Linked DNA regions of Homo sapiens: region 1 is linked to region 2. The links are chromatin contacts, found by Hi-C or POLR2A ChIA-PET in ENCODE. All regions are on one chromosome and are shown on one strand. The core of a region is the stretch at or near the end of the contact, and the rest is flanking DNA. Distances in the headings are between cores, read along the strand shown.

What was found. A loop is a pair of places that touch in the nucleus more often than their neighbours do. ChIA-PET counts read pairs that join two places held with the same protein, here RNA polymerase II (POLR2A). Pooled maps may share reads with other maps.
Region 1: a pooled map shows a loop between it and region 2 (5-fold over the local background). The contact joins two enhancer-like sites. A Hi-C loop is called at or near these places in 8 of 50 pooled maps. POLR2A ChIA-PET finds 5 or more read pairs at or near these places in 6 of 52 experiments (BJ, activated B cell, activated CD4-positive, alpha-beta T cell and 2 more).

Annotation. Positions count from the first base shown.
Region 1 is chr7:140,357,203-140,362,845 of GRCh38, reverse strand. It overlaps SLC37A3 (solute carrier family 37 member 3), which reads left to right. Exons shown (of 15, transcript NM_207113.3): 6 at 4,061-4,206. Among named protein-coding and RNA genes, the nearest start is that of SLC37A3, 39 kb to the left of the region's middle. RefSeq lists an enhancer at 3,195-3,244. Within about 2 kb of position 3,350, at least 7 of the 41 ENCODE cell types and tissues checked have a DNase peak (open chromatin) inside an H3K27ac peak, as active enhancers do.
Region 2 is chr7:140,211,566-140,216,970 of GRCh38, reverse strand. No RefSeq gene overlaps it. Among named protein-coding and RNA genes, the nearest start is that of KDM7A-DT, 37 kb to the right of the region's middle. RefSeq lists enhancers at 4,359-4,428, 2,524-5,405. Within about 2 kb of position 4,155, at least 3 of the 41 ENCODE cell types and tissues checked have a DNase peak (open chromatin) inside an H3K27ac peak, as active enhancers do.

The DNA.
Region 1 (5,643 bases), core at 2,101-4,600, 150 kb before region 2:
GGGGCGGCCGGGCAGAGGCGCCCCTCACCTCCGGGACGGGGCGGCTGGCCAGGCGGGGGGCTGATCCCCCCACCTCCCTCCCGGACGGGGCGGCTGGCCGGGTGGGGGGCTGACCCCCCACCTCCCTCCCGGACTGGGCGGCTGGCCGGGCAGGGGGCTGACCCCCCCCCCCACCTCCCTCCCGGACGGGGCGGCTGGCCGGGCAGAGGGGTCCTCACTTCCCAGTAGGGGCAGCCGGGCAGAGGCGCCCCTCACCTCCCGGACGGGGCGGCTGGCCGGGCGGGGGGCTGACCCCCCACCTCCCTCCCGGACGGGGCGGCTGGCCGGGCAGAGGGGTCCTCACTTCCCGGTAGGGGCGGCCGGGCAGAGGCGCCCCTCACCTCCCAGACGGGGCGGCTGGCCGGGCGGGGGGCTGACCCCCCCCCCCACCTCCCTCCCGGACGGGGCGGCTGCCGGGCGGAGACGCTCCTCACTTCCCAGACGGGGTGGCTGCCGGACGGAGGGGCTCCTCACTTCTCAGACGGGGCGGTTGCCAGGCAGAGGGTTTCCTCACTTCTCAGACGGGGCGGCCGGGCAGAGACGCTCCTCACCTCCCAGACAGGGTTGCGGCCCAGCAGAGGCGCTCCTCACATCCCAGACAGGGCGGCGGGGCAGAGGCGCTCCCCACATCTCAGACAATGGGCGGCGGGGAAGAGGCGCTCCTCGCTTCCTAGATGGGATGGCGGCCGGGAAGAGGCGCTCCTCACTTCCTAGATGGGATGGTGGCCGGGCAGAGACGCTCCTCACTTTCCAGACTGGGCAGCCAGGCAGAGAGGCTCCTCATATCCCAGACGATGGGGGGCCAGGCAGAGACGCTCCTCACTTCCCAGACAGGGTGGCGGCTGGGCAGAGGCTGCAATCTCGGCACTTTGGGGGGCCAAGGCAGGCAGCTGGGAGGTGGAGGTTGTAGCGAGCCGAGATCACGCCACTGCACTCCAGCCTGGGCACCATTGAGCACTGAGTGAACGAGACTCCGTCTGCAATCCCGGCACCTCGGGAGGCCGAGGCTGGCGGATCACTCGCGGTTAGGAGCTGGAGACCAGCCCGGCCGACACAGCAAAACCCCGTCTCCACCAAAAAAAAAACGAAAACCAGTCAGGCGTGGCGGCGCGCGCCTGCAATCGCAGGCACTCGGCAGGCTGAGGCAGGAGAATCAGGCAGGGAGGTTGCAGTGAGCCGAGATGGCAGCAGTACCGTCCAGCTTTGGCTCGGCATCAGAGGGAGACCGTGGAAGGAGACCGTGGAGAGAGAGGGAGACGGAGAGGGAGAGAGGGAGGGGGAGGGGGAGGGGGAGGGGGAGGGGGAGGGGGAGGGAGAGGCTGTGTGTCCGGAGTTTTGCTCTTGTTGCCCAGGCTGGAGTGGAATGGCACAATCTTGGCTCACCACAACCTCCACCTCCCAGGTTCAAGCGATTCTCATGCCTCAGCCTCCTGAGTAGCTGGGATTACAAGCATGCACCACCACACCTGACTAACTTTTTTATTTTTAGTAAAGACGGGTTTCTCCATGTTGGTCAGGCTGGTCTCGAACTCCCGACCTCAGGTGATCCGCCCACCTCGGCCTCCCAAAGTGCTGGGATTACAGGTGTGAGCCACCGCACCTGGCCCTATCCTGCTCCTTTCTATCTCGGTGCTTTTGTTTCTCCTGTTCTGCCTGCCTTGGATGGTCCCCTTTTCAGCTCTCCATAGTCTAACTCACAGTCTCCTTCAAGCATTGGCCAAATGACACCTCTTTGAGAATGTCAGTCCCGCTTCTGAGCTGCAGTGCCTGTTTCTTTGCAGGCACTTGAAACAGTCTGCCGCTTAGCTTGGTTATTTCTGGTTCAGTCTTGCTTTCCCTTAGGGTGGGTATGCAGTGGTTAAAATCACAGATTCCCTAGACAAGGACAGCCTGGGTTTCTGTCTGTCTTCTGTGGTTTTCTAGCTTATGATTTCTGTGAGCTTCAGAGGGAGATGGGCATATTAGCTCTCCCCGGGTGGCAGTGAGGACTGTGAGTTTCTGTATGTGAGGCATTTGAAACAAGTGCTGTGTAGGGGAGGATCCATATCTGATTAATCTTTTTTTTTTTTTTTTTAAACGGAGTCTTGCTCTGTCACCCAAGCTGGAGTGCAGTGGCATGATCTTGGCTCACTGCAACCTCCACTTCCCAGATTCAAGCCATTCTCCTGTTTTAGCCTCCTGAGTAGCTGGGACTACAGGTGTGCACCACCATTCCCGGCTAATTTTTGTATTTTTAGTAGAGTCAGGGTTTCACCATGTTGGCCAGGCTAGTCTTGAACTCCTGACCTCAGGTGATCTGCCCACCCCAGCCTCCCAAAGTGCTGGGATTACAGGGGTGAGCCACCGTGCCCAGCCTCCATATCTGACTAATCGTCATTGCTTACTAGCTTCTAGTCAGGAATTTTTGTTGATTAAATGAAACCATGGAGTTTAGTTAGACCCTAATTTATTATGATTATTATTTTTTTAGAGATAAGGTCTCGATTTGCTGCCCAGGCTGGAGTGCAGCGGTGTGATCCTGCAGCCTTGAACTCCCAAGCTCGAGCAATCCTCCCATTTTAGCCTCCCGTGTAGCTGGGACTGTAGGTGTGTACCATCATGCTTAGCTAATTTTTAAATTTTTTAGTCATGGGGTCTCACTATATTGCCCAGGTTGTTCCTTGAACTCCTGGCCTTAAGTGATCCTCCCTCCTTTGCCTCCGCAAACACTGGAATTACCGGCACAAGTCCCTGCGTTTGGCCTACTATTGTTTTTCAGTGTTTGTCATTTGAGTGTAAGTAAAACCTTTTTTCCCCTTGACATTTTAGAGATGGAAGCACTTTATTTATTTATGAGTTGCTCACCCACACATAATAAACATATTATTTTAAAACCTGTGTACAGACTTTTTTGTGTTTTATGTATTTTTTAAAAACTGCAGTTTGTACATAAACTTGCCCTTTTTAAGCATATTGTTCAGACTTTTCAACAAATGAGTAGTTTTGTGACCGCCCCTTCTTTCTCCAGCCCCTGGCAACCCCTGATCATTTTTCTGTGTACAGTTTTACTTATTCCAGAATGTCTTGTAACTGGAACTAGACAGTATTATACATACTATTTTTTAATCATGCAGAGTATTCTCAGAATAGAGTTTGACTGTAGATAAAATGTCCACTTGAGCAAAATGCCTGGAAAAAAGCAGCCCCTTGATGAAAGCTGCTAAATGATTCAGCAGATCACAAGTTTGATAGGTTTCGCTTTCGTTGATTAACTCAGGAGCTGTAGCCATAACAGTGGCTGGCATGCGCCCCGTGCCTCTGCCCATAGCAGCACCTGGCACTGCTCCGGGAAAGGTGGCCTCCCTGGGCTCGTTCTGTCCTCACAGCAGCCCTCTGGAGGTTGCTGTTCCCTCCACATGCACAGTCTGAGGGTGAGGAGATGGAAATACATGTAAAATGAGGAATTACTTTTTTTTTTTTTTTTTGAGACAGAGTCTCGCACTCCCGCGCAGGCTGGAGTGCAGTGGCACGATCTTGGCTCACTGCAAGCTCCACCTCCCAGGTTCATGCCATTCTCCTGCCTCAGCCTCCTGAGTAGCTGGGACTACAGGCACCTGCCACCACGCCTAGCTAATTTTTTATAATTTCATTAGAGACGGGGTTTCACCGTGTTAGCCAGGATGGTCTCGATTTCCTGACCTTGTGATCTGCCCTCCTCGGCCTCCCAAAGTGCTGAGATTACAGGCGTGAGCCCGGCCTGGAATTCACTTTTTAGCCTTGAAGATGTCAGTTGGAGGGCTGATAGCTTAATGACTTTATGTCTTTGGCATCTCCTCCTCTCTGGTGGGCAGTGATTGGGTGGCTGCCTCCTCACTGTGGCTCTGAGCAGGACCTTTGTGATGCTGGCCACGTGACTTACAGGCACTGGCTGTGTGAGTGTATCCTTCACGTGGTCTCTACTCTGAAGCAAGTGGGTAGAGTGGCGTCCACTGAAAGTGTCAGTGTGGCTGTTACATATTCCTTTTGTTTCCTCCTCTTCAAGGTGTTTGTCTTTGGTGCGCTCACAGAATGGCTGCGTTTCTACAACAAATGGCTGTACTGCTGCCTGTGGATTGTGAACGGCCTGCTGCAGTCCACTGGTTGGCCCTGTGTGGTTGCTGTTATGGGCAACTGGTTTGGGAAAGCCGGGTATGCCACTTCCTTCCTCTCTAATTTCTCTGTTTAAGTGGTTTCCATGGTGGATTTTTCAGACTTGTCAAAGTCAGTTACTTTGCTGCCTTAGATACCACCCACATCTTTCGTTAGCAAGTCAGAGTTGTTCAGGGAGAGAGGGTTTCACGTCAGTGTGCGTTGGAAATGGTGTGGACCTTAGAAGTCATCCAGCCTAGGAGACACACTCCTACCACTCTTTGGGCTGTGGGCAGATTCTGAGTGTGGGCCAAGGCAGGAGGTCTCAATTTTTTATTTTACTCATCGTTTCTTTATAGAACATAAAAATCTCATTTACTATCCATCATGTATCTTCCTTTGGGTTTTGCCTTCCCTGCCCTTTTTTGAGAGTGATCTTATTTAACCTTTTTACATTAAAGATAAGGAAATTAAGGTCAAAGGTTATTCATGTTGACCTGCCCAAGGTCATGTAACAAGGGCTCTAATTAGACTCAGATGAAGAACGCCAGACTTTGGGGCTTGATCAAATGGGGTATTTTTTCCCTCTAAACCTTCAAGGAGCTTTTTTTTCTTTTTTGTTTTTGAGACAGAGTCTTGCTCTGTCACCAGGCTGGAGTGCAGTGGGGTGATCTCGGCTCACTGCAACCTTCGCCTCCGGGGTTCAAGTGATTCTCCTGCCTCAGCCTCCCAAGTAGCTGGGATTACAGGTGTGTACCACCATGTCCAGCTAATTTTTTTTTTTTTTTTGAGATGGAGTTTTGCTCTTGTTGCCCATTGCAATGGCGCGATCTCGGCTCACTGCAACCTCCGCCTCCCAGGTTCAAGCGATTCTCCTGCTGTAGCCTCCTGAGTAGCTGGGATTACAGGCATGTGCCCCCACACCTGGCTAGTTTTGCATTTTTAGTACAGATGGGGTTTCTCCATGTTGGTCAGGCTGGTCTCGATCTCCTGACCTCAGGTGATTTCGCCCGCCTCAGCCTTCCAAAGTGCTGGGATTACAGGCATGAGCCACCGCACCCAGCCATAATTTTATATATAAATGGAATCATACAGTATGTACTCTTTTTTTGAGTCATCTTTTTTTTTTTTTTTTCCTGTAGAGAAAGGGTCTGTGTTGCCCAGGCTGGTCTCAATTTCATGGCCTCAAGCTATTCTGCCTCGGCCTCCCGAAGTGCTGGGAATATAGGCATGAGCCACCACACCCAGCCTTTGTGTCTTCTTTCATTCAGCATAATTATAAATTTATTCATGTTTATTCATTCACCTGTGGATGAACATTTGGGTTGTTTTCAGTTTTGGGCGGTTACAAATAAAGCTCCTGGGAACATTTGTGTACAAATCCTTGTGTGGACATATGCTTTCATTTCTCTTGGGTAAATATCTAGGGGTAGAATGGCTGGATCATATGCTAGGTTTGTATTTCCCTTTTTTTTGTTTTTCCCCAGGACAGAGTTT
Region 2 (5,405 bases), core at 2,906-5,405:
ACCATGCCCAGCTAATTTTTTTTTTTTTTTTAATTTTTTGTTGAGTTGGGATTTCCCTGTGTTACCCAGGCTGGTCTCAAACTCCTAGGCTCAAGCAGCCCTCTCTTGGCTTCCCAAAATGCTGGGATTAACAGGCATGAGACACTGTGCTTGGCCTGCCTTATTACTCTCTACCTATCATCTATCTGTTCATATTACCTTTTTTTCTGAATCATAGAGAATAAGTTGCAGACATAATTCTCCTTTCCTCCTAAATAGTTTCATTAGTATTACCTTAAAGAGGCATTTTGTTGGCCAGGCACAGTGACTCTTGCCTGTAATCCCAGCACTTTGGGAGGCTGAAGCGGGTGGATCACCTGAGGTCAGGAGTTCGAGATCAGCTTGGCCAACATGGTGAAACCCCGTCTCTACTAAAAATAGATATGTGTACTAAAAAGAGATACGTGTACTTCCATGGTCATTGCAGCATTATTCACAATACCTGAGATATGGAATCAACCTAAGTGTTCATCAGTGGATGAATGGATAGGAAAAATGTGGTACATATTCACATTACACACATTCACATACACAAAAAAAACCCAAAAAATTAGCTGGGCGTGATGGTGCATTCCTGTAATCCCAGCTACTTGGGAGGCTGAGGCAAGAGAGTCACTTGAACCCTGGAGGTGGAGGTTGCAGTGAGTCGAGATCACACCACTGCACTCCAGCCTGGGCAACAAGAACAAAGAAGCTCTGTCTCAAAAAAAAAAAAAAAAAAAAGGCGTTCTCTTACACAGTGCAATGATCAAAATTAGAAAAATAACAGTGATATAGTACTATTGTCTAATGTGTAAACTTTATTTCAAATTTTGCTAATTGTCACAAAGGAATTGTGTAGCAAAACAACCTCTTTTTTCTGGTCCAGAATCGAATCTAGAATCATACATTGAATTATTTAGCTATCATGTTTGTGTTTTAGTCTCCTATGATCCAGAATAGTTCTTCAGTCTTTCTTTTCTATGACCTTGGTATTTTTGAAGAGCACAGGCCAGTTATTTTGTATATATGTCCTTCAGTATGGTTTTGTCTGATGTTCCCTCATGATTAGACATATATAATCATTTAGAGTATACATTTTTGGCAGGAATACTACAGAAGTGATGTTGTATCCTTCTCAGTACAGCCTATCAGGAGGCATACAATGTCTACCCGTCCCATTACTCCTGATAACTTTGATCACTCAGGGGAGGTAGTGTCTACCAGGCTTCGCCACTGTAAAGTTACTTATTTCTATGTAACTAGTAAGTGTCATGTATGGGAGACACTTTGAGATTATGTCAATTTCTGTCTGTCTCTTAGCTGATGTTTCCAGACTGCCTTCTGCTCTTCTCATTCTACAGAGTTCATGGGTTTGCTGATGTCTCTCAGACTTTCTCACTGGCCAAGATGGCTTTGGAGACACACAGCCCCCTCACAGGATGTCCTGTAACCACCTCAAACTCAACACTGTCCTTCCTGTCTGAACCTTGTCTCCCATCCCCCATGCCACAAACCTGCCCCTCCTCCCCTATTTCCCTGGTGACAGTTCACAGCACCACCTCGCTCCAGGTCATCCATCAGCCTAGACTCCTGGCATCGCTACAGTCTCCTCCCTTCCCCTTGCAGGGCATGCACAATCAACGACCAAGTCCCATTGGTCTTAGGCTCCCAGTATTTTGTATTACTCCCGTGGTTCGGGCCATTATCTTCTCAGTCTTGGTATCCCGTCACAGTCTTCTCTGTTCTTCCTGCTCAGGATCTTGCCTTCCCTCTCATTCATTCTCCATCGTGATAGCAAAGTGAGTTTCCTAAAGCGTAGATCCCATTGTGAAGAGAAGAATAGGTGGAGTGGGTGCTGCTTAGAACCCCAGTGGCCTCCCACTGTCCTCAGATGCCAACCAACTCCTCCTTTCAGGTGAAGCCTTGCTCACTTCTCCCACTGCCCCAATTATGTTGACTTTTGCAGTTTCCTATTTTTAGTTGCCTTCTCTCCTTGAGTTTTCATGCATGAAATCTGGAGCACCCCCAACCATTTACCAGCTCTTGCTGCTGTTTTTGGATTCAGCTTAGATTTCACATCAGTCTTCATGCAGACATTCCCTGTCCCATGGGCGTGAGTTAGATGCCCTTCCCAGGTGTTCCCCTGGTACTTGTTCCAACCCTGCTGTGACCCTTTTCACATTTTGAAATGGATTATGTTTATTCTAATGCCTCCACTTTGGCTATGAGCTCCTCTAGGCCAGGAACAATGTTTTGTCCATTCCTTGTTGGGAAACTTCAACTCTCACATTATCTGGCTCCAAAACACACACTCCACAAACATTTGTTGAATGAATAAGTGGTCAGGTGGGTGGAGAGGGTGAGTGCAGGCAGGACTGTGGTATAGCTGTGGGTTTTTGTTGAACTAGGGAAAGTTACCAAGACTCTGCTGACTCAGACTTGGGTTCTGGGGACAGGTTTGCCGGTGTTTGGAGGCCAGCTGTTACAGGCCAAGGGCATCCAGGAGGAACACCAGCAAAGAGATCAAAAGAATGAAGGCAGGCCCTCGTCAGATATTCAAGGTGCTTTTGACCTAGAAGGGCTGGAACTCCAAAGGAACAGGTTTCCAAGGCCCAGGTGATTCAGATAGGGTTGGGCACCAAGGCTCAGGAAGGGGAACTACCAGATAAGAAGGCAGTCAGCAAGGCTTCTGCCCAGGTGGCCAACCACATGGCTGAAACCCTCCATTGACTTGGCAGCCAGTCCAGCCTACAGTTTCCTAGGGAACTGATGGCCAAGCAATCTGTAGCGCAACTTGGCATGGAGCCTGGGACATTTTATGAGGGCCAGATGGTTGGACTCTGTGCATTGTCAGTGTTGCAGGGTGGGCAGCTGAGGGTCTCAGAGGTAGGACTCAACACTAGGACAGGGAGTGTCTGAAGGCTGGAAACTCACATAGGTGAGAAGGACAAGAACGGAGAGTTGGAAGTCAGGAGAGCATAGAACCACAGCTTGGTGAGAGGTCCAGAGCCAGGTGTTGTTGGTTCTAAGAGTCAAGATAAGAAAGTGAGTTAAAAAGAGACTAGGAGTGACCACATAGTTAGAATCTGGGTCAAGACTATTATTCACGCCTTGAGAGCAGAAATCTGGTCTCTTTTTCTCTGCTGTCTCTGTGCTGCCGAAATCACTGCCTGGAAGAAAATAAGAGTCAGGTCAGACTGAGTCAGGAATCTCAAGGGGTTACTTGAAGGTCAGGGCTTGATCATGGAAGAATGAGCTCTTTCCACCCAAGGAGGTAGACATAGTTCCAATGAGAAAACTGACCATACATTTTTAAAGTTTATTTATTTATTTATTTGTTCATTTATTTATTTCTGAGACAGAGTCTTGCTCTGTTGCCCAGGCTGGAGTGCAGTGGCACAATCTTGGCTCACTGCAACCTCCGCCTCCCAGATTCACACTATTCTCCTGCCTCAGCCTCCCGAGTAGCTGGGACTACAGGCACCCACCAACATGCCCACAACATGCTAATTTTTGTATTTTTAGTAGAGACGGGGTTTCACCATATTGGTCAGGCTGGTCTTGAACTCCTGATCTCGTGATCCACCCGCCTTGGCTTCCCAAAGTGTTGGGATTACAGGCGTGAGCCACCGCGCCCAGCCTATTTATTTTTAAGACAGGGTCTCATTCTGTCACTCAGGCTGGAGTGCAATGGTATGATCATGGCTTACTGCAGCCTTGACCTCCTGGGCTTAGGTGATTCTCCTGCCTCAGCCTCCCAGTAGCTGGACCACAAGCGCATGCCACCATGTCCAGCTAATTTTTTGTAGAGATGGGGTTTTGCCATGTTGCCCAGGCTGGTCTCAAACTCCTGGGCTCAAGAGATCCACCTGCCTTGGCCTCCCAAAGTGTTGGTATTACAGGCGTAAGCCTGGGATTACAGATTGTGCCCGGCCTTTTTAGTTTACTTGCTAGGATTAATACCTAAGTGGAACATTGATGGTAGAACAAAACAAAACACAAGGAAAAAACATTGAAATAATCCTGGTACTAGGGATAAGGTAATCTTTGCTAAGGGCTAGATTCCCCAGCACCTTGGACACCCTAGCCCAGGTGTGAGAAGGCGGGGCAGCTTGTTGGGTGTGTTCCATTGCTAAACTGACCTGGAGCAGGGAGGAGGCTTCAGGGTGGGAAGCCGAGGGACCGGAAATGAACCTCTAGAACTGACTTGCCCTGAGAAGGCAAGAAGTGACAGAAACAAAACCTAATCAACAGATATTTTCTGTCTCGATCTTACTCAGCAGATACTTAGATTGAAGTAGTTCAGAGCATGCACACGGGCAGGCTGAGTTATGTAGCAGGGAGGGGAAACCATTTGTCATACGTAGTTGTAGATGAGTGCAAAATGCTCCATGGGTTGGATTTTTTCCTGGTGGCAGCTAGAACTAGGATGTAGGCACACCTGGGCAGTGATTGGAGGGGCTGTCGGACAAGGAGAAAGTCCTGGACTGCTCATAGTCCGCAACCTGGACTAGAAGTTCAGGCAGTAAACTCCAGCCACCAGCAACAGGAGCTCTGGGCTCTGAGGCTCCTGGTGGCTTTAGGCAGGAAGCCTGTTACACATGGGGCCTGGGGCCAGCCCTGTGTCTATGTTTAGGGAGCAGGGAGAGGACTAGGGTGGAGGCAGGCATGTGAAGGCAAGGGAATGGCCACGGAGGTGGCTCAGGCGTGTCATTTCCTCTAGTCTCATCAATGACTCTACATGATCCAAGGCTTCCCATCATCATCATCATCACCATCATCATCACCATCATCCAAGTGCCATGTATGAATCACTTCCTATTTGTTCAATTACCTCACTCACAAAACTCTGTAAGTCAGGAATTATTATTATTCCCAGAAGGGGAAACTGAAGCTCAGTGAGGTTAAGCGACTTGCCAAAGGTCATACACCTAAGAAGTGGTAGAGCCACACTCTGGATCGAGGACTAATGGATCCCAAACTCTAGTAGCAGCTTAGAGGGTTAGGAGCACAGACTGTGGAAACAGACGCGCTACTTGCATGGCTGTGGACAACTCTGTGACTCAGTTTTCTCACCTGTGAAATGGGGATGATGGTGATAAGAGAGCTACCTTATAGGGCAGTACTGAGGATCAAGTGAGCAACTGTAAAATATAACTCCAGGAGGAGGGTTGCTTAATTTAGCAAATCAAATACAGGATGCCCAGGTAAATCTGAATTTCAGTTAAACAATGGATAATATTTGAATTTATTTATTTATTTATTTATTTTTGAGATGGAGTTTTGCTCTGTCACCCAGGCTGGAGTGCAGTGGTGCGATCTCAGCTCACTGCAACCTCTGCCCACTGGGTTCAAGCAATTCTCCTGCCTCAGCCTCCCTAGTA